Linked DNA regions of Homo sapiens: region 2 is linked to region 1. Evidence: chromatin loops called from intact Hi-C (ENCODE). Cell type or tissue: endothelial cell of umbilical vein. All regions are shown on one strand. Links, peaks and the distances in the headings refer to the core of each region. The heading gives the core; the rest is flanking DNA.

The links. Peaks named below come from ENCODE experiments on the same cell type or tissue, not always from the same donor. Only the 100,000 strongest peaks of a DNase experiment are listed, where the experiment ranks them.
Region 2: it touches region 1 in a loop (3-fold over the local background); 8 of 110 quality-filtered maps call a loop at or near these places.

Annotation. Positions count from the first base shown.
Region 1 is chr2:25,993,716-26,003,465 of GRCh38, forward strand. It overlaps the pseudogene UQCRHP2. Among named protein-coding and RNA genes, the nearest start is that of KIF3C, 16 kb to the left of the region's middle. In endothelial cell of umbilical vein, for the core only: a CTCF peak has its summit at 4,302 (motif pointing right); DNase peaks (open chromatin) are centred at 4,226, 8,146 and 8,496; H3K27ac peaks cover 291 bases.
Region 2 is chr2:26,063,779-26,073,528 of GRCh38, forward strand. All of the region lies in intron 1 of RAB10 (RAB10, member RAS oncogene family), which reads left to right. LOC105374333 (a long non-coding RNA gene) reads left to right here. Exons shown (of 2, transcript XR_939851.3): 1 at 1-9,750. Among named protein-coding and RNA genes, the nearest start is that of RAB10, 35 kb to the left of the region's middle. RefSeq lists an enhancer at 4,920-4,969. In endothelial cell of umbilical vein, for the core only: no CTCF peak of the experiment used is centred there; a DNase peak (open chromatin) is centred at 4,993; H3K27ac peaks cover 1,284 bases.

The sequences.
Region 1 (9,750 bases), core at 614-8,613:
GTAGTACCAGCTACTTGGGAGGCTGAGGCAGGAGAATCACTTGAACCCGGGAAGCGGAGGTTGCCATGAGTCGAGATGGCTCCTTTGCATTCCAGCCTGGGCGACAGAGTGAAACTCCGTCTCGGGAAAAAAAAAAAAAAGAAATATGCCTGGTTCATGATAAGACCCCAGGAGATATTTGCTTAATGAATAAATGGTGAATTAAGCTATTAATAGTTTTCACAACTATCTTTTTTTCTTTTCCTTTTTTTTTTTTTGAGACAGGGTCACACTCTGTCACCCAGACTAGAGTGCAGTGGTGCAACCACGTTTCACTGCAGCCTTGACCTCCTGTGCTCAGGTGATCCTCCCACCTCAGCCTCCCAAGTAGCTGGGACTACAGCACCACGGCACTCCGCTAATTTTTTTGTTTTTTATTTTTTGTAGAGATGGGGTTTCACTATGTTGCTCAGGCTGGTCTCAAACTCTTGGACTCAAGCAATTCGCCATCTTTGGCCTCTGAAAGTGTTGGGATTACAGGTGTGAACCACCGTGCCCAGCCACAACCATCATTTTGAATGGCTGCTTAACTTAATGTAATTTTTTTTTTTTTTTTGAGACAGATTTTCGCTGTTGTTGTCCAGGCTGGAGTGCAATGGTGCGATCTCGGCTCACCACAACCTCTGCCTTCCGGGTTCAAGAGATTCTCCTGCCTCAGCCTCCCTATTAGCTGGGATTACAGGCATGTGCCACCACGCCTGGCTAATTTTGTATTTTTAGTAGAGATGGGCTTTCTCCATGTTGGTCAGGCTGGTCTCGAACTCCCGACCTCAGGTTATCCACCCGCCTTGGCCTTCCTAAGTGCTGAGATTACAGGCGTGAGCCACCGCGCCCAGCCTTGGTAAATTATTTTGTGTGTGTGTGAAATACTGGGTTGAATCACATGAATTCTCATTTTGTAGGTTAATAATGACGGCATATTGACTTCAGGCCAGATCGCCGGATATCAGCTGAGTGACTCTTACAAGTCCTTCTAGATCCTGAAGTGGATTAGGTGCCGCAGTTGCTGCTCGTGTTGAATCCAGAACCGTAGCCAGACATAGGACTGGAGGACGAGCGAAAGATGCTGACCGAGTCTGGAGATCCTAAGGAGGAGGAAGAAGAAGAGGGGGAATTAGTGTTTCTACATCAGGATCCCCTAACAACAGTGAGAGAGCAATGCCAGCAGTTGGAGAAATGTGTAAAGGCCCAGGAGTGGCTGGAGCTCTGTGATGAGTGTGTATCCTCTCAATCACATACAGAAGAGGATTGCACGGAGGAGCTCTTTGACTTTTTGCATGCAACGGACCATTGCGTGGCCCACAAACTCTTTAACAACTTGAAATAAATGTGTGGACTTATTCCCCACAGGCTTCATCACCTGGGCATCAGGATATTTCCTTATGGTTTTGGATATGCCATTTGTTTCTTATTTCTGTAACTGTAAGTTCACATGAACCTCATGGATTTTGGCTTAGTCTGGTAGCTTCTGTGTAATTCGCAGTGATTTCATCTTAATAAAGTTCTGTGATCTGCAATCTGCAAAAAAAAAGAAATGACTGCATATTGGCAATTACACATAGTTTAATTGAATAAAACACATTCAGAAAGGTGCATGGTACATAAACACACGGCTTAAAAAAGTATTATTATTTGAGACGGAGTTTCACTTTTGTTGTCCAGGCTGGAATGCAATGGCCCAATCTCAGCTCACTGCAACCTCTGCCTCCCTGGTTCAAGCAATTCTCCTGCCTCAGCCTCTCAAGTGGCTGGGATTACGGGTGTGCGCCACCAGGCTCAGCCAATTTTGTATTTTTAGTAGAAACAAGGTTTCACCGTGTTGGTCAGGCTGGTATCGAACTCCTGACTTCGTGATCCTCCCACCTCGGCCTCCCAAAGTGCTGGGATTACAGGTGTGAGCCACCATGCCTGGCTCAGAATTATTATAAGACAATATCCATGTGCCCATTATCCAGGCCAAAAATAGGATATTGCCACCATCCTAGAAGCCCCCTGCAGGATTTTCTGCTGTCAGGAATTCCCCCTTACTCGTTAAAGGTAACCACTATCCTAGCTTTTCTGGTAATTCTTACCTTTTCTTTGTTCTTTTATCAACTAAAGATTATGGTTTTGGTTTGCCTGCTTTTGAACTTCATGTAAACTTATATAGTGTGTATTCTTTTGTACCCGGCTTTTTTCTTTTTATTTTTCCTTCCTTATTTATTTATTTATTTTTTTTTTATTTTTAGTAGAGACAGGGTTTTACCATGTTGGCCAGGCTGATCTCGAACTCCTGGCCTCAAGTGATCCACCCACCTCGGCCTCCCAAAGTGCTGGGATTACAGGTGTGAGCCACAGCGCCCAGCCATGTACCTAACTTTTTTCTTTTCTTTCTCTTTTTTTTCTTTTTATTTGAGAGATTTATCTGTGTTTGTTTTATCTATAGTCCATTCATTATTACTATATAATATCCTATTTTATGAATATACTACCCATGATCGGCTCCTGATGGACATTTGGGTTGTTTCCACTTTGGGATTATTACAAATTATGCTGCCATGAATATTCTTGTCCATGTCCCCTGTGTAAGTTGAACACATTTCTGTTCGGTATTGTCTTAGTTGGTTCTGGTTGCTGTAACAAAATACCATAGTCTGGGCAACTTATAAACAGTAAACATCTATTGCTCACAGTTCTGGAGGCTGAGAAGTCCAAAATCAAGGCACCAGCAGATTTGGTGACTGGTGTCCTGCTTCTTTCATAGATGGCACCTTCTTACTGTGTCATTATATGCTAGAACAAGCAAAGAAGTTCCTTCAGCCTCTTTTATTGTAAGGGTGCTAATCCCATTCACGGGGGCTATGACTTCATGATCTAATCACCTTCCAAAGGCCCTACCTCTTAATACTGTCACCTTGGGGGTTAGGATTTCAACATATGAATTTTAGGGAGACACAAACATTCAGACCATAACAAGTATATACCTAGGAATGGAATAGCTGGGTCACAGAGAATGCATTATTTTCAACTTCAGATAGTGTCAAACTGTTTTCCAAAGTGGGCATAACAATTTGCACTCCCAGCAGTGCATGAGGTCCAGTTGCTTCACATCAGCACCAATACTTAGTAATGTCATTCTTAGTTTTAGATATTTGGTATCTCGTGCTTTTAATTTAGGTTTCCCTGATAACAAATAAAATTGAGCACTCTTTCATATGCTTTTTGGCATTTCCATATTTTCTGTGAATTTCCTGTTCAAGTCATTGCTCATTTTTTGACTCAGTTGCCTGCCTTTCTTACTGCTTATTTTGGATTTCAGCCTTCTGTTGCTTATATGCATTCCAACCATCATCTCTGTGGCTTGACTTTTCATTCTGTTCATAGTGCCCTTTTATAGCCAGGATTTCTTAATTTTAATGTAGAAACATTTATCAATCTTTTATTTGGCTTGGCACTTTTTGGATCTTGCTTAAAAACTCTTCCTGTACCCCAAGGTCACAAAGATATTCTTGTATATTGTTTTCTTTTTTCTTTTTTTTTTTTCCTTTCTTTCTTTTCTTTTCTTTTCTTTTTTTTTTTTTTTTTTTTTTTTTTTGAGACAGAGTCTCACTCTGTCACCCAGGCTGGAGTGCAGTGGCACATTCTTGGCTCACTGCAACCTCCACCTCCTGGGTTCAAGTGATTCTCCTGCCTCAGCCTCCCCAAGTAGCTGGGACTACAGGTGTGCGCCACCACGTCTGGCTAATTTCTGTATTTTTAGTAGAGATGGGGTTTTGTCATGTTGGCCAGGCTGGTCTCAAACTCCTGACCTCAGGTGATCCGCCTGCCTCAGCCTCCCAAAGTGCTGGGATTACAGGCATGAGCCACCGCGCCCAGCCAAACTTTGCTCTTTCTTAAATCTCAGAGTGGGACTGCCAGTGCCAGCCTGGCATTCCCTCTTGAAATCATCACCTATTTCAGAGGAGGCTGCTACAGTGGGAAGTCAGGACAACAAGGTTGGGGCCAAACTCTGGTCTCCCAGGCATTTCACCTTAATAGGAAAAGTGCCTGAATCTGTCCTCCTCATTTGGCTCATGTGCAGAACAAGGCACAAAGCCCTGCGTCTCCCGGCTGCCTGTCCGATGCCCTTTTCCCTGACTCACCGTCAATCAGCAGTCAGACCAAGGTCCCTGACTCACCGTCAATCAGCAGTCAGACCAAGGTCCAGGCTCTTGCCTCCTGAAATGTTGCAAGGGCGGTTTCCCAGTGTGATTCACAAACAGCAAGAATGTTTCAGGCTGACTTGGAGACCACTTGGGGGTGGTATCCTCAGCCAGGAAGCTTCCTCAGGGCCTCTGAGTCCCAGAGAGCTCTATTTGTCTCTTTCTTTCTTTTCTTTCTTTTTCTTTCTTTTCTTTCTTTCTTTTTCTTTTTCTTTCTTTCTTTCTTTCTTTCTTTCTTTTCTTTCTTTCTTTCTTTCTTTCTCTTTCTCTTTCTTCCTTCCTTCTTTCTTTCTTTCTCTCTTCCTTCCTTCCTCTCCTTCTTTCCTTCCTTTCTTTCTTTTTCTTTTTTTCTTCCTTTCTTTCTCTTTCTTTGCCTTGCTTTTCTTTCTCTCTCTCTTTCTTTCCTCTTTCCCCCTCCCTCCCTCCCTTCCTTCCTTCCTTCCCTCCCTTATTTTTCTTTCTTCCTTTCTCTCTCTCTTTTTTTTTTTTTTTTTTTGAGACAGAGTCTCGCTCTGTCGCCCAGGCTGGAGTGCAGTGGCATGATCTTGGCTCACTGCAACCTCCAACTCCCAGCTCACTGCAAGCTCACACCATTCTCCTGCCTCAGCCTCCCCAGTAGCCGGGACTACAGGCGCCCGCCACCACGCCCAGCTAATTTTTTGTGTTTTTAGTAGAGACAGGGTTTCACCGTGTTAGCCAGGATGGTCTCGATCTCCTGACCTTGTGATCCGCCCACCTCAGCCTCCCAAAGTGCTGGGATTACAGGTGTGAGCCACTGCGCCCAGCCTCCTTTTTTTTTTTTTTTTTTTTTTTTTTGAGATGGAGTCTCACTCTGTCACCCAGATTGGAGTGCAGTTTCGTGTTCTTAGCCCCCTGCAACCTCCGCCTCCTGGGTTAAAGTGATTCTCTGGCCTCAGCCTCCCATGTAGCTGGGACTACAGACACATGCCACCATGCCTGGCTAATTTTTGTGTTTTTAGTAGAAACAGGGTTTTGCCATGTTGGCCAGGCTGGTCTCAAACTCCTGGCCTCAGGAGATCCACCCGCCTTGGCCTCCGAAAGTGGTAGGATTACAGGCGTGAGCCACCGCGCCCGGCCTCTTTCTTTTTCTTTCTGTTTCTCTTTCTTTCTTTTTTTTCTCTGTCTCTCTTTCTTTTTCTCTCTCTCTTTTCTTTTTTCTTTTCTTTCTCTCTTCCTTCCTTCCTTCCCTCTTTCCTTTCTTCTTTCTTTCTCTTTCTTTCTTTCTTTCTTTCCTTCCTTCCTTCCTTCCTTCCTTCCTTCCTTCCTGCTTTCTTTCTCTCTCTCTCTCTCTTTTTCTTTCTTTCTTTCTTTCCTTTTCTGAGACGGAGTTTTGCTCTCATTGCCCAGGCTGGAGTGCAATGGCGCGATCTCGGCTCACCGCAACATCTCCCTCCTGCGATTCTCCTGCCTCAGCCTCCCAAGTTGGGATTACGGGCATGTGCCACAACACCCAGCTAATTTCGTATTTTTAATAGAAACAGGGTTTCTCCATGTTGGTCAGGCTGCTCTCAAACTCCCAACCTCAGGTGATCCTCCTGCCTCTGCCTCCCAAAGTGCTGGGATTACAGGTGTGAGCCATCACGCCCAGCACTCTGTTTCTTTTTCTTTCTTTCTTTTTTGACTTTGGACGATCTTGTCACCCAGGCTGGAATGCAGTGATGCAATCATAGCTCACTGCAATCGCAAGCTCCTGGGCTCAAGTGATCCTCCTGCCTCCACCTCCCAAAGTGCCGGGATTACAGGCGTGAGCCCCATGCCCAGCCCCAATCTCTGCATTTCTGAGAGCTCATAGCATCTTTCATCCAGGGCCCTCGTACCACCTTCTTTGCTGTTATCCTCATGTGTGGTATTGTTTCTCCAACTGTGAGCAACTCCAGGTCAGGGAACACCCATGGATTTCCTTGCCTAGCGCTAACCCTGGATACCAATAACCCTCAGTAGCTGTGAGATTGAGCCATGAATTTTATGGAGTCCCTAGGCATTCTGCAGCCTGTATGGTTAGAACCACACTTGGAGGAAGGCTTCCAAGATGGTCCAAAATGAACACCTGTGACCTGGCTGTTTGCTGACCACTATCACAAGGAGTGATAAAGGAGCCTGGCAAACTCACGAGCCTGGGTTGAGTCGATTTTTAAAACCCAAACCTGGGCCAGGCGTGGTGGCTCACGCCTGTAATCTCAGCACTTTGGGAGGCCAAGGCAGGTGGATCACTTGAGGTCAAGGGTTCCAGACCAGCCTGGTCAACATGGCGAAACCCCATCTCTACTAAAAATACAAAAATTAGCTGGGCGTGGGGGTGCACACCTGTAATCCCAGCTACTTGGGTGGCTGAGCCATGAGAATCACTTGAACCTGGGAGGTGGAGGTTATAGTGAACTAGGATTGTGCCACTGCACTCCAACCTGGACAACAGAGTGAGACTCTGTCTCAACAAACAAACAAGCAAACAACCCAAGCCTGTCTCACTGGCAAAGGCTCAAGTGTCCTCTGAATTAGCTGCACCCAAAGACCATGCTCACTGCTATGGAGAAGTGAATCCCCCTAAAGGAGATCCTGTCTGTGGGCTCTGAAGGTTTAGAATCTAAACAGAACAACAGCTGGTCAATGCTGGGAGCAGAGCAGCCCCAAGAGCTGGGAGCAGGTCCCCAGTTGGAGTCAGGAAACCCTAGCTCAGGCCTGGCTCAGCCACAATATGCCGCGTGATGCTGGACCTCTGATGCCGGGACTCATGGTGACTTCACCCCTCTGAGCCTGTGCCCTTATATGCCCAGCAAGGGGCAGCCCTGCCCAGCCACCCACACAATGATGGTGTCAGGAGCAAATGACACAATACAAATAAAAGTACTTTGAAAATCTTAAAGTGCAATAATGACACAAAAGGTTATTAGAAAGAGAAGCTCTATGAGATTAAAGGGGCAGGTCTCTAACACTTGTCAAGGTAATTTACTCAGTAGTAGGAACAATGCCTTATTTGTTCGGTATTTGATAATTTACAAAGGGTTTCTAGATTCTTTATCTCCCCTGAGCCTCATAATAACCCAGTAAGGTAGGCAGGGCCGGATTGTTCTCTTTGACCACTGAACAGGGGAGGAAAAGGAGGCTTAGAGAGGAGACATGATTCTCCTGAGGTCACAGAGCTGGGACTGAACGCCCCTCCCCCCCCCCTTTTTTTTTTTTTGAGTCTCACTCTTGTCACCCAGGCTGGAGTGCAGAGGTGCGATCTCTGCTCACTGCAACCTCCACCTCCCAGGTTCAAATGATCCTCCCACCTCAGCCTCCTGAGAAACTGGGATTACAGGCACGCACCACCACGTCTGGCTAATTTTTGTATTTTTAGTAGAGACAGGGTTTCACCATGTTGGCCAGGCTGTTCTCCAACTCCTAAGCTCAAGTGATCTGCCCGCCTCGGCCTCCCCACATGCTGGGATTACAGGCGTGAGCCACCACGCCCAGCCCCCCACCCCCTTTTTGTAGTTCCCCCATGCTCCTTATGATGGGCCATTATGGTGCTACCTCTGTTTCAGCTGCTGCAACCCCATGGGGCAATTTCCCACAAGACCTGTGTGAACATATCCTACTAGGCCCTGGAACCCCAGTAAGGCCGGACCGGCAGGGAGGGAGGGAGAGAGGGGCTGATCTAAGGAGCAACAGGAAATTATCAAAAGGTTTTAAGCAGAGAAATGATATGATCAGGGTTATGTTTTTAAAAAACTACTCTCCTCCACCTCCTTCTTCCTTTCCCACTCTTTCTTCTCTTCTCCTGTTCCCCTATTCTTTCTCCTTTTCCTCTTTATTGTTCACTTATGTTATATAATTCCCTAGGAAAGAAAGCAAGCAAGACTCTGGGACCTTCTATTGCCAGAACCCGTGGGCGTTCAGCCAGCTGGAGCCCTGACTGGTTGGCTCCTTACACTGTAGGAGGCCAGTGTTTTGCCCAGAATCCGGGGACCTGCTCAGAGACTCCCCTCTCCAGGAGTAGTCCTGGGAGTGGCATGCTCCAGGATCAAAGCCAAGGACTCAGAAAAGGAGGATGAGGTGACAGGCATGTTCCTGGGGCTGCTTGCCCCTGGAAAGGCTGGCACCAGGCCCCTGGGGGCCTCTCTCACCCTTTGGGAAGGGCCTTGGCTCAAGAACTGCCTGAAGTGGCCCAGAACCTGAGACCCTGGCAGGGTGCCCTTCTCCACTGGGTGCTTGCCATTCAGAGTTATGCACTCCCTGGGCCACTAGCAAATAAGCACGTCCTGGGGTGCCTCTTCTGGGCTGTCTGCCCCCTTTCCTCCCCAGTTTCCTTTGGCTCCCAGCCCAACTTCCTTCCCATTTGTCTGTGTCCCACACAGATCACATGCCTGGCAGCTGGGCCCCAAGTCAGAGGCTTTGGGGAGGATGTTAACAGAAAAAGTGAACATATATGCTTGCATGCATGTGCATGTGTGTGGCACCTTGGGTGGGAGAAGTAGATGCTGCCTTTACAGAGAATCTTTAACTCATCAAACTTGTTCAATATTGTATCCCCAGTATTGGGGATATAATAAGTAGTCGGGACCTAACAAATATTTGTTGATGTAAATGAATGAATGAACAATGAATGAATGAAATAAGATTACAACTGAAGAGTATCTGTTGCCTGGCTATAGCAACAAGAAAATCCTTGGAGACACTGCTAACCCGTTTCTAAGGTGTGTCAGCAGGGTGGGCCTGGTGTTGACGATGGAGGAGTGTATAGGAGGTGAGCTAGGGGGCACGGGCGGCTTTTAAGGAGTTTGGAGTGAGGAAAAGGAGTCTGGAGGGGCCAGGGCAGCAGAGAGGATGGCACAGCCTGTTTGAGCCTGAAAGGAGGAACCCCAAAGAGAATGCCATTGGCCAGTAAGGCCTTCTGTCATCCTCATCCGGCATTGCTCATTCTCTGAACTTGACCTTGTTGTTTCCCCTTCCCAAATGAAAATCAGTCTCTTCTTTTGCTATCCTTGAACACACATCCTACGCCTTGCTGACCCCAGGCCTGGGGTGACCGGGGTCCTCCTTCACCCAGTTCATGGCCTGGAGACTCTTTGGATGCCCTGTCCAGCTGGCATGCCCTGCTCAGCAGCTTCCCGCCCCACAGGATTCTCAGGGCACTCCAGCTTCTGCCAGGTCTGCCCTCCCTACACGGAAGCAGAAGAAACAGATGCAGAGAAGAACAGAAGGAAGACCACGTGCCCTGAAGTTACAGAGGGAGGAGCTTCCAGTTTGGACTTTCCAGTTCCCCATCTTGAGCTAGCATGAATAGGCTTCTGCTGCTTCCAACCAGATGATGCCAGACTCACAGCTTGGACTTGATTTGATTTGAACCAATTCAAAATGTAGCCACCACCCACCTTAATATCCCTACCCTAGACCGGCCTCTCACTCCCAATTACCCTGTTCCTGTCACCATCACCAGCATTTGGAGTTACATTTTCCTCACATCCTTGTTCCCGTTCTCTGTGAGGCACCTCTTACCTTCCCATCCCCCTCCCCGACAGTTCCCACT
Region 2 (9,750 bases), core at 677-8,676, 70 kb after region 1:
TGTTTCACAATTTGTTTTCTCACCATTTTTTTTGGAGAGACAAGAGTCTCACTCTGTCGCCCAGGCTGGAGTGCAGTGGCGTGACCTCAGCTCGCTGCAACCTCTGCCTCCCGGGTTCAAATGAGTCTCCTGCTTCAGCTGCCCAAGCAGCTGGGACTACAGGTGTGTGCCATTATGCCTAGCTAATTTTTGTAATTTTTAGTAGATAATGGGATTTCACTATGTGTTGGCCAGGTTGGTGTCGAACTCCTGACCACAGCTGATCTGCCCGCCTTGGTGGTAATGTCTTTCTCAATTCATCCAGTAGGAGCTGCTTAATGTCCTTTTGTTCTATTTTTGGAGATAATAAATTTGAGCTTTTTGGTAGGATATAGCCTGCCATATTTCTTCATTGAAAGTACTCTTCCCCTTTGTAATTAATAAATAATAATGAGGTCCAAATCCTGTGATAAAGCCAAGGATGTATAAGCACAGAAGCTTTTGCTTTGGTGATTGCAGACGTTTATTTTTGCTTTAATGAATACAACTGTTTTTGAAAATAGTTTTTGTAGAGTGTTTGTTTTTGTATTTTGAGGTGGGGTCTCATTCTGCCACCCAGGCTGGGATGCATTTCTGCTCATTGCAACCTCCACTTCTGGGCTCAAGCAATCCTCCCACCTCAGCCTCCTGAGTAGCTGGGACTACAGGGGTGTGCCACCACGCCTGGCTAATTTTTTGGGAAAAAAAAATTTTTTTTTTCATTTTTTGTAGAGATGGGGTGTACACCATGTTGCCCAGGGTGGTCTCAAACTCCTGAGCTCAAGTGAACTGCCTGCTTTGGCCTCCCAAAATGCTGGGGTTACAGTGCTGGGAGCCACTGTGCACAGCCTGAAAATAGTTTTTAAATAAGTAAAAATGAACAAATTATTCAACAGATGAACAAATATTTCAACAAATTATGTAATCATTTTAACACCCTCTTTCTCTTTCAAGAATGTTTCAGTTTGGGCTGGGTGTGGTGGCTCATGCCTGTAATCCCAGCACTTTGGGAGGCTGAAGTGGGAGGATCTCTTGAAGCCAGGAGTCGGAGACCAGTGTAGTCAACCTAGCAAGACTCCTGTCTCCACACATGTGCGCACACACTCACTGTCTTAGCTGGGTATGGTGGTGTGTACCTGTAATCCCAGCCACTCAGGAGGCTGAGGCAGGAGGATCTCTTCAGCCCAGGAGTTAGAGGCTGCAGTGAGCTCTGATCGCGCCACTGCAGGCTCTGTAGCCTGGGTGACAGAGCAAGACGCTGGCTCTTTAAAAGAGTGTTTCAGTTTGGATAATAAGTCACATGGTCATTCCAGCCATTAGGCATTCTCAGTTTTTCATTGTGCCCATAGTGAGTATTCAGTGTGTTTGTTGACTGACCAAACAGCAGTGCTTGTTAAAAACATGACTCTAAGAAGAAAGAAAAAAAGAAAAAGAAAAAAAAAACATGACCCAGGTAGAATCATTCTTTGTGCATTTTCATGTGCCTTTATTAGCTGTATCTCTAATGCCATGTTCCTTGTGTTTTTCTGGATTGTTTTCTCCAGTATGGCTATATATATTTAATATAATTTTTTACAGCCCTCTAAGTTGTATTTTATGGTTGATAAGTTGGAAATGGTCAACACTTTCATTTGGCACTTCCCTGTTTGCAAGCTTTTGTTTTCAACAACTACAGTTTGCCAAAGACTTCAAAACCTGAAGGTTTTTTTTTTGTGGCACTTCAGTTTATTGAATACTTTGATTGAATATTTCCAACTGATTAGAAAATATTTAATGATTTTAAAAAACATTCAACCAAAAATCAGAAGACTCATTTATAAAACTTGATACCATTGTAGGACACTTAAGTTGATTTATGAAGTAGTTCTTCAAAGGCTCAAACATTTCCAAAAATATCATTGACATGTAACAGAAATCACATGCTGTCATTTATATGTATTTAATATGTAAATTGTCATCTTGATCACAGATTTTATAGTTCAGTTACTATGTATATTTGTACATTTCCACATCTACAGCGTATCTTTCAGTTGGTAAAATATTATAGTCTTTTTGCATATAGTTATGAGTAATGTATACTCCATAATCATTTCAAGTATATTTTTTGTTTTATCCTTTTTTTGTTTTAGCTTAGTGGGAATATTGTTTTTACCATGACAGTCTACTTAACCAATATTTGTATTCTCATCATCACTAAAACAAAAATTTTATCTTCAGTGTTACATGTTTTTAAACAATTCACAACATACACAGTAATATGAGATGTTTTACTTTGAACAGAGTTAACTTTCAAAAGCTTTATTTTGATTCCATGAATTGGATGAAAGAAATCAAGCAGTTAATGTGATGATGGTTTTTCTATGGAAGAGGTCTCATGATAGTGATAAACTTGCATCAGTTGTCTCTGGGAATTTCTGCTAGTGAAGCCAACATGAACAATTACCGATTTTTTTTTCCAGTGGACAAGAAAACTTGGAATTGAAAAAAAAAGATTAATTTAGAAGAACAGTCATTGGATCTAATTACAAGTTATGTTTCATAGAATGTTTTGTAAAGGCATCTTTTACAGCTGCATGTATTGTCATTTTCAGACACAATTTTACAATAACTGCTTATTGCCTTTGAATTAAATGTTGATTGTATTAGTCTGTTCTCATGCTGCTATGAAGAAATACCAGAGACTGGGTAATTTATAAAGAAAAGAGGTTTGATTGACTCACAGTTCCTCATGGCTGGGGAGGCCTCAGGAAACTTACAGTCATGGTGGAAGGCAGGGCGGCAGGAGAGAGAATGAGAGGAGCGAAGCCCCTTACAAAACCATCAGATCTTGTGAGAACTCGCTATCATGAGAACAGCATGGAGGTAACCACCCCTGTGTTTCAATTACCTCCCACCGGGTCCTTCCCATGACACTTGGGGATTATGGGAACTACAGTTCAAGATGACATTTGGGTGGGGACACAGCAAAACCATGCCATCAATTTTTTTTTTTTTTTTTTTTTTTGATACGGAGTCTCACTCTGTCACCCAGGCTGAAGTGCGGTGGCACAATCTCGGCTCACTGCAGCCTCCACCTCCCAGGTTCAAGTGATTCTTCTGCCTCAGCCTCTTGAGTAGCTGGGACTACAGGCACATGCCACCACGCCAGGCTAATTTTTGTATTTTAGTAGAGATGGGGTTTATCCACATTGGCCAGGCTGGTCTCGAACTCCTGACCTCAAGTGATCCACCTGCCTCAGCCTCCCAAAGTGCTGGGATTATAGGTGTGAGCCACCATGCCGCTCTATTTTTTGTATTTTTTGTAGAGACGGGGTCTCCCTATGTTGCCCAAGCAGGTCTCAAACTCCTGGGCTCAAGTGATCCTCCTGCCGTGGCCTTCCAAAGTGCTAGGTTTACAAGTGTGGACCACCTCACCTAGCCAAATGTTGATGCTTCTTCAGATTTGCTGCTTGAAGTCATTGTTACCACTTTAAATATATACTTGAGTGCATTGCTATCTAAAGGGCTTATTTAAAAATACATAGATTAGTTGTAGATATACACTGTGTAACAATGAAAAGGTCATTGTAGCAAAAGGGGTTTATACTGTATCTGCATACTCTATGAAAGGACCACTCATACACATTTCCTATGTACATATTTTTTCCATGTTTCCTACTGATCTCACTGACAGTATTTTGATGGCTTCTTGTTGGCTGAGGAACTGGCCATGGCACAGATGATGGATGGGGGCAACAGCCTTGAATATTCTCCTTCCAGCAACTGTCAACACCTGAAGGAGGGAGTTAGCTGCCTGTTACCATACTTGATATTGACTTGGTGTCCTAAAAAGGAAAATGTCAATTGTTTCAAATTTGTAAAGGGTTAAGAAAAGAGGCAGACTACCACTAGTCATCTTGTTAGATTTAATCATGTGTTAAAATGTGATAGCTGTTTACAATGCACATCTCACATGACTACTGTGTAAGACCTTGTCAGAAGTTAGAAACACCAATTCAATGTCTGTGAAACCATCAATACTTATTTTGATGCAACTTTGTTAAAAATGTAAAGTCTAAGACAGTAGATTTGTACACGATGTTTGGAAACACCAATCATAAATGAAGACTTGAGGTCAAACAGACTTATGGTCACCATACTTGCAGCAGAATTTGCTGGGGGGTTGATATATGTTCATCAAGTAAACAGAAACATCAAACCAGAGTAGTTCTCTAGTTAGTAAAATGAGAATAAACAGGTTATTAATTAATCTATTTCAGAGGATGGTCAGGTGGCCTAGAGAATGCTGTCCTGGGGAAATGACATTTATACTGCTACATGAGATATGATTAGAAGTTAGGTAGAAGAACATCATTCCAGGCAGAGGAAGTGGGCACAAAAAGGTCCTTAGTAAAGGAGCTTTTTGAGTTCAAAGAACTGAAAGATGATGTGTGTTGCAAATGTGACTTGTGAGGCTAGCAGAAGCAATAGATGTTGAAGACGTGGGTTTGAGCCAGATTGTGCAGAGCCTGGTAGTCCATGCTAAGGATTCGAATTCCATGGAAGGTTTGAGCAGGGATGTGACATGGTTAGATTCAATTTTTAAAAGATGGTTGGCCCAGAAAATGTGGAAAATGGATTGGAGTTGGAATTTTCTAATTAAAGACTTATCAAAGATGTGTTTAAACTCTTACTGTATACTATTTAATCTTTAAGGATTATGAGCGATTATATGTGAAAATACCTGTCAGTGACTGTGACAGTGAGCCTTTAATTTTTTTTTTGAGGTGATCTTTTTAGTGCCAAATACATCAGACAATCCTGAGCCAAGAGACAGAGTTCTGATCATAGTTAATTTGGTTTGTGAGCTTGAGCAAGTCATTTAAACTCTGAGCCTCTTTCTTTATCTGTAAATTGGGCGTGTTTGAGAAATGTGTGCTTAACTTTAATTGTGTTAATCGCTTAACTCTGGTTAACATATGGGCTGAGTCTTGCTGAGTCATTTCCTCAGACGTTGTGGGCAAGGCTTAAAACCAGCTAAGCAAATTTAGTGATGACACATTTTACCTCTTCTGTAGAAGTCAGATGAAAGAGCTGTTTCAAAAATGTTTCACTTATTGTTTTCATGCAGATTATCTCTTCGTGGGGGAGAGAATACAGTACACATAGCTCAGGAACTACTGATGCACTGCCTTCCATTTTAGTGGCAGTTTGAATTTAAGAATTTCTAGTTTGTCTTAAGCTTTTCTGTAATCTCTCACATATATATTCTTAATTTCAACTGATAATTTCTTTCTTAATGTCTAATATAGCCTATTTGCCCTCTGAACAGCATTGAGATGCTTTGAAATTTTAATGCCCAAAAAGTTGGCTTTGGTAAGGTGGTTTTCATTTCTGCAGTAGAACCATGGTTGAGGCTAATGGTCCCATCAGCATTAGCAGGCCTTTGGCTAGTTGCACAGTAAACTGCATGTTTCCCACTAGTAAAAGAGATAACCCCAACAGTTTTAGGATTAATGCTGAGTTGTAGTGTTCTTTGGGATTTACAGATTTTTTTCTATAATTTAAACTTTTTGAGACATATCCTGAGGATAATAGAAGGGCATTTAAAAAAACTTCAACTGGCTGGGCTTGGTGGCTCACACCTGTAATCCCAGCACTGTGGGAGGATCACAAGGTCAGGAGTTTGAGACCAGCCTGGCCAATGTGGTGAAACCCTGTCTCTACTAAAAATACAAAAATTAGCTGGGCATGGTGGTGGGCGCCTGTAATCCCAGCAACTTGGGAGGCTGAGGCAGGAGAATCACTTGAACCCAGGAAGTGGAGGTTGCAGTGAGCCCAGATCGCACCACTGCACTCCAGTCTGGGCGGCAGAGCGAGACTCTGCCCCCCTACCCCCCAAAAAAAAAGAAAAAAGGAAAAACAACTACTCAGATACTTTTTTTTTTGAGATGGGGTCTCACTCTGTTGCCCCGGCTGGAGAGCAGTGGCATGATCTCATCTCACTGCAGCCTTCACCTCTCAGGTTTAAGTGATTCTTCTGCCTCAGCCTCCCAAGTAGCTGGGACTACAGGCACGTGCCACCATGCCCCACTAATTTTTGTGTTTTTAATAGAGATGAGGTTTCGCCATGGTTGGCCAGGCTGCTCTCGAGCTCCTGACCTCAAGTGATCTGCCCTCCCCGGCTTCCCAAAGTGCTGGGATTACAGGCGTGAGCCATCGCACCTGGCCTCCGATACTTTTGACAATAATCTTGGTTTGGGGGAGGTGTGTGTGTGTCAGTCTTAGATTTATATTCACTCTGCATTGTGTTATATTGAGCTATAATGGATGTGCAGCTACACGAATTCTTCTAGAGATCCTTGGACTTGAAATTATGCGTCCTTGGCTTTATCACAGGATGTGGCCTTCTTGGCCTCAGTTTTTCAGAGTAGAGAATTTGCTTTTGGCTTTTCTAGGACGTGTGCAGATGAGAACTTGCTACAGGCAGATATGCTTGAGAGCTCAAAAGGAAATGGTGGGAAAAGACTAGATTAAATCAAGTAGTTGTGTGATTTCAGTGAAGTAGTATTAAATCTGGTTTTATCTGTTTTTCACCTGTTTTAAAACATAGGTACATTTTCACAGTCACTTAAAGTGACTATCTTTTTGAACCTCAAGGATTTTTTTATTCTCGGAATTGAGTTTTGTTCGTTTCATCATACTTAAAATAGTTTAAGAAAAATTTTAGAGTACTGTTTTCCTTCTTGTGAACCTTGTACAATATTATGAAGAGGGCAAGCTATGTAGGTAACTATTATCATTTTACAGGTAAGGAAGCAGAGTTTAATGACCTGCCCTTGATAATATGACAAATATATCAGAGCCAAATCTTAAACATAGCGATGGAAAGCTTTGTAATTATAGAAACATTTGGATTTGTCTTTTGGTTCCACCTAAATTTTCTTACAGTTTAAAAAATGTCTTTTAAGATTATTGCAAGGAGCAAATGAATACATAATAGAAGCATCCCATTGTATGGCATGTAAATTCTCACCAAATGTAATTGTTTCTCAGTGGTTTTCAACATGTGGATCCCCACTGACCACCACCTAGGGAGTTTTTTTGACCAGAAGGTCAAAACTTTTCATAATAATTCTAAGACATTTGCCTTTTTCACTATGTTGATGCTTGTACTGATGGTACAGAAGCAATGGTATGTAAAATTGCTGACCTTAGCATGAATCAAGACAATGGAACCAAGCTGGACTAGTAGTCATTGTATTTACCACCATGTACTCACAAGAGAAAACTAAAATAATTTTCCTCAAGAATATCCTTGATGAAGTAGAATTAATTTTTGTTAAATCTTGACCTTTGAGCATATATCTTTTTGGTGTATGATGAAATGGGAGGTAAATATAAAGCACTTCTGCCTCGTTTTGAGACAGTGATGGTTGTCTCAAGCAAAGGCACTTGTGAAATTGTTTGGATTGGCCACCATTTTTATAGAACATCATTTATCCTTGAAAGAACAACTGGCAAACTATGGTTATTCAGACTTGAGTCCTTGGCAGATACTGTCTTGAATGAATGAAGTGACAGTATTTGTTGCCACTGATAAAATTTATGCTTTTAAGATTGGAATTTTGGCCAGGCGCGGTGGCCCACTCCTGTAATCCCAACACTTTGGGAGGCCAAGGCGGGTGGATCGCCTGAGGTCAGGAGTTCAAGACCAGCATGGCCAACATGGTGAAACCCCATCTCTACTAAAAATACAAAAATTAGCCAGACATGATGGTGGGCACCTGTAATCCCAGCTACTTGGGAGACTGAGGCAGGAGAATTGCTTGAACCTGGGAGGCAGAGGTTGCGGTGAGCCAAGATGGCACCACTGCAACTCCAGCCTGGGTGACAGAGTGAGACTTCATCTCAAAAAAAAAAAAAAGGAAGTTTGGAATTTTGAGCCAGTCAAGGTCACTCTTGCCTGTAATTCCAGCTACCCAAGAGGCTGAAGCGGGAGGATTGTTTGAGCCTGGGAGTTTGAGCCTGAAGTGAGCTGTGATTACACTACTGCACTACAGCCTGGGTGACAGAGCAAGACTCAGTCTCTTAAAAAAATAAATAAATAAAATATATTTGGAAAACTTGTGTCTGCTGCTGTGAGTGTGACAGCTTTTCTGTACATACTCTCTTGATGAGGTCCATGGTGATAATATTATTTTTTTCATATTGTATAATGAAATACGCCAACATTTGGAAGAACTGTGTTAATGAACTATTAATTTCCAAATGACCAATACATGCTGTTATAAAATTGCGCAGATAAAAAGACCTATTCAGAGTGCAAAGTAACTGATGGATTTTAATATAATAGAACATGGCTGGGTGCGGTGGCTCACGCCTGTAATCCCAGCACTTTGGGAGGCCGAGGCGGCTGGATCATGAGATCAAGAGATTGAGACCATCCTGGCCAACATGGTGAAACTGGTCTCTACTAAAAATACAAAAATTAGCTGGGCATGGTGGCACCCACCTGTATTCTCAGCTACTCGGGAGGCTGAGGCAGGAAAATCACTTGAACACGGGAGGTGGGGGTTGCAGTGAGCTGAGATCAAATTACTGCATTCCAGCCTGGCGACAGAGTGAGACTCCATCTAAAAAATACATATATAATAATAATAATAAAAATAATAATAGAACATGAAAACACCATTGACAGGGTTTCAGATTCTACCTTGCAACTAATGTTTAAGAAATTACTGCTTGTTCCTTGTGACTCATGCAAAAAAAGAAGAAAAAAAGAAATTACTTGCTGAGCTTTGTAGTGTTGAAGAATAATGTTTAGGATTATCTGAATAGGTTCTTAAAATACTCCTCCCTTTTCTAGCAACATATCTGTTTGTAGCTAGATTTTCTTCATATACTTCATATTCTTTGTATGCTTCATCAGCCAAAACAGCATATTACAATAAATTGGATGCAGAAGCAGGTATAATCCAAGTGTTATCTATTAAGCTAAACATTAAAGTTGCAGTTTTGTTTTGGAAAATATAGTAATTTTTAACAAAATGTCATTTATGTTAACATGGATTGGATTTATTTTAAATTGCATTAAATACTTAAATTGTTTTCTTAGTTTTAATTTGTAATATGGTAAATATGAATTTATAGAACCTACACAAAAGTTTGTTGAGATCCTCAGGAACTTGAGGAGTGTAAAGGAGTTTGCAGAACAAAAAATTTGAGAAGCATTGGTGTACTTCTTTCATTGCTTCTATGTAATAGATTTGATCCAAGTTTCAGTGATGAGATTTATCTCAAGCTTATCTCTTAAGCTTGAGAGAGTAAGAGATTTGGTGTGTATTGGTAGTTAGTGTCCCATCAGAAAAACAGGAACCACTTCAGGTTTGATTTGGGAATAGTGTTGTTGATTTTAAAAGTAGAGAAGGATTTAATGCAGGAATTGTTTCAAAAGTGATGGAAGGGCTAGAGGAACAAATGGGAGAAGGGGCTATTAACCAGAGATCAGCAAACTGCTGTTTTGTCTGGACTGGATCTCCCTAAACCTGTACTTGTTGCTGAGCTGCTAGAGGTATCCCTTTGCTGATTAAGCAAGAACTGTTCTCGTTGTTACTACTGGTAAAACTATTGGGCTATTGCCATTGTACTGGGCTTCCCACCATTGTGTTGCCTATGAGCTCAAGCCACAGCCACTGACTATGTTGTAGCTGTCACCAGGATCAGATGGATTTTCCTTTTGTCCTACTTTTT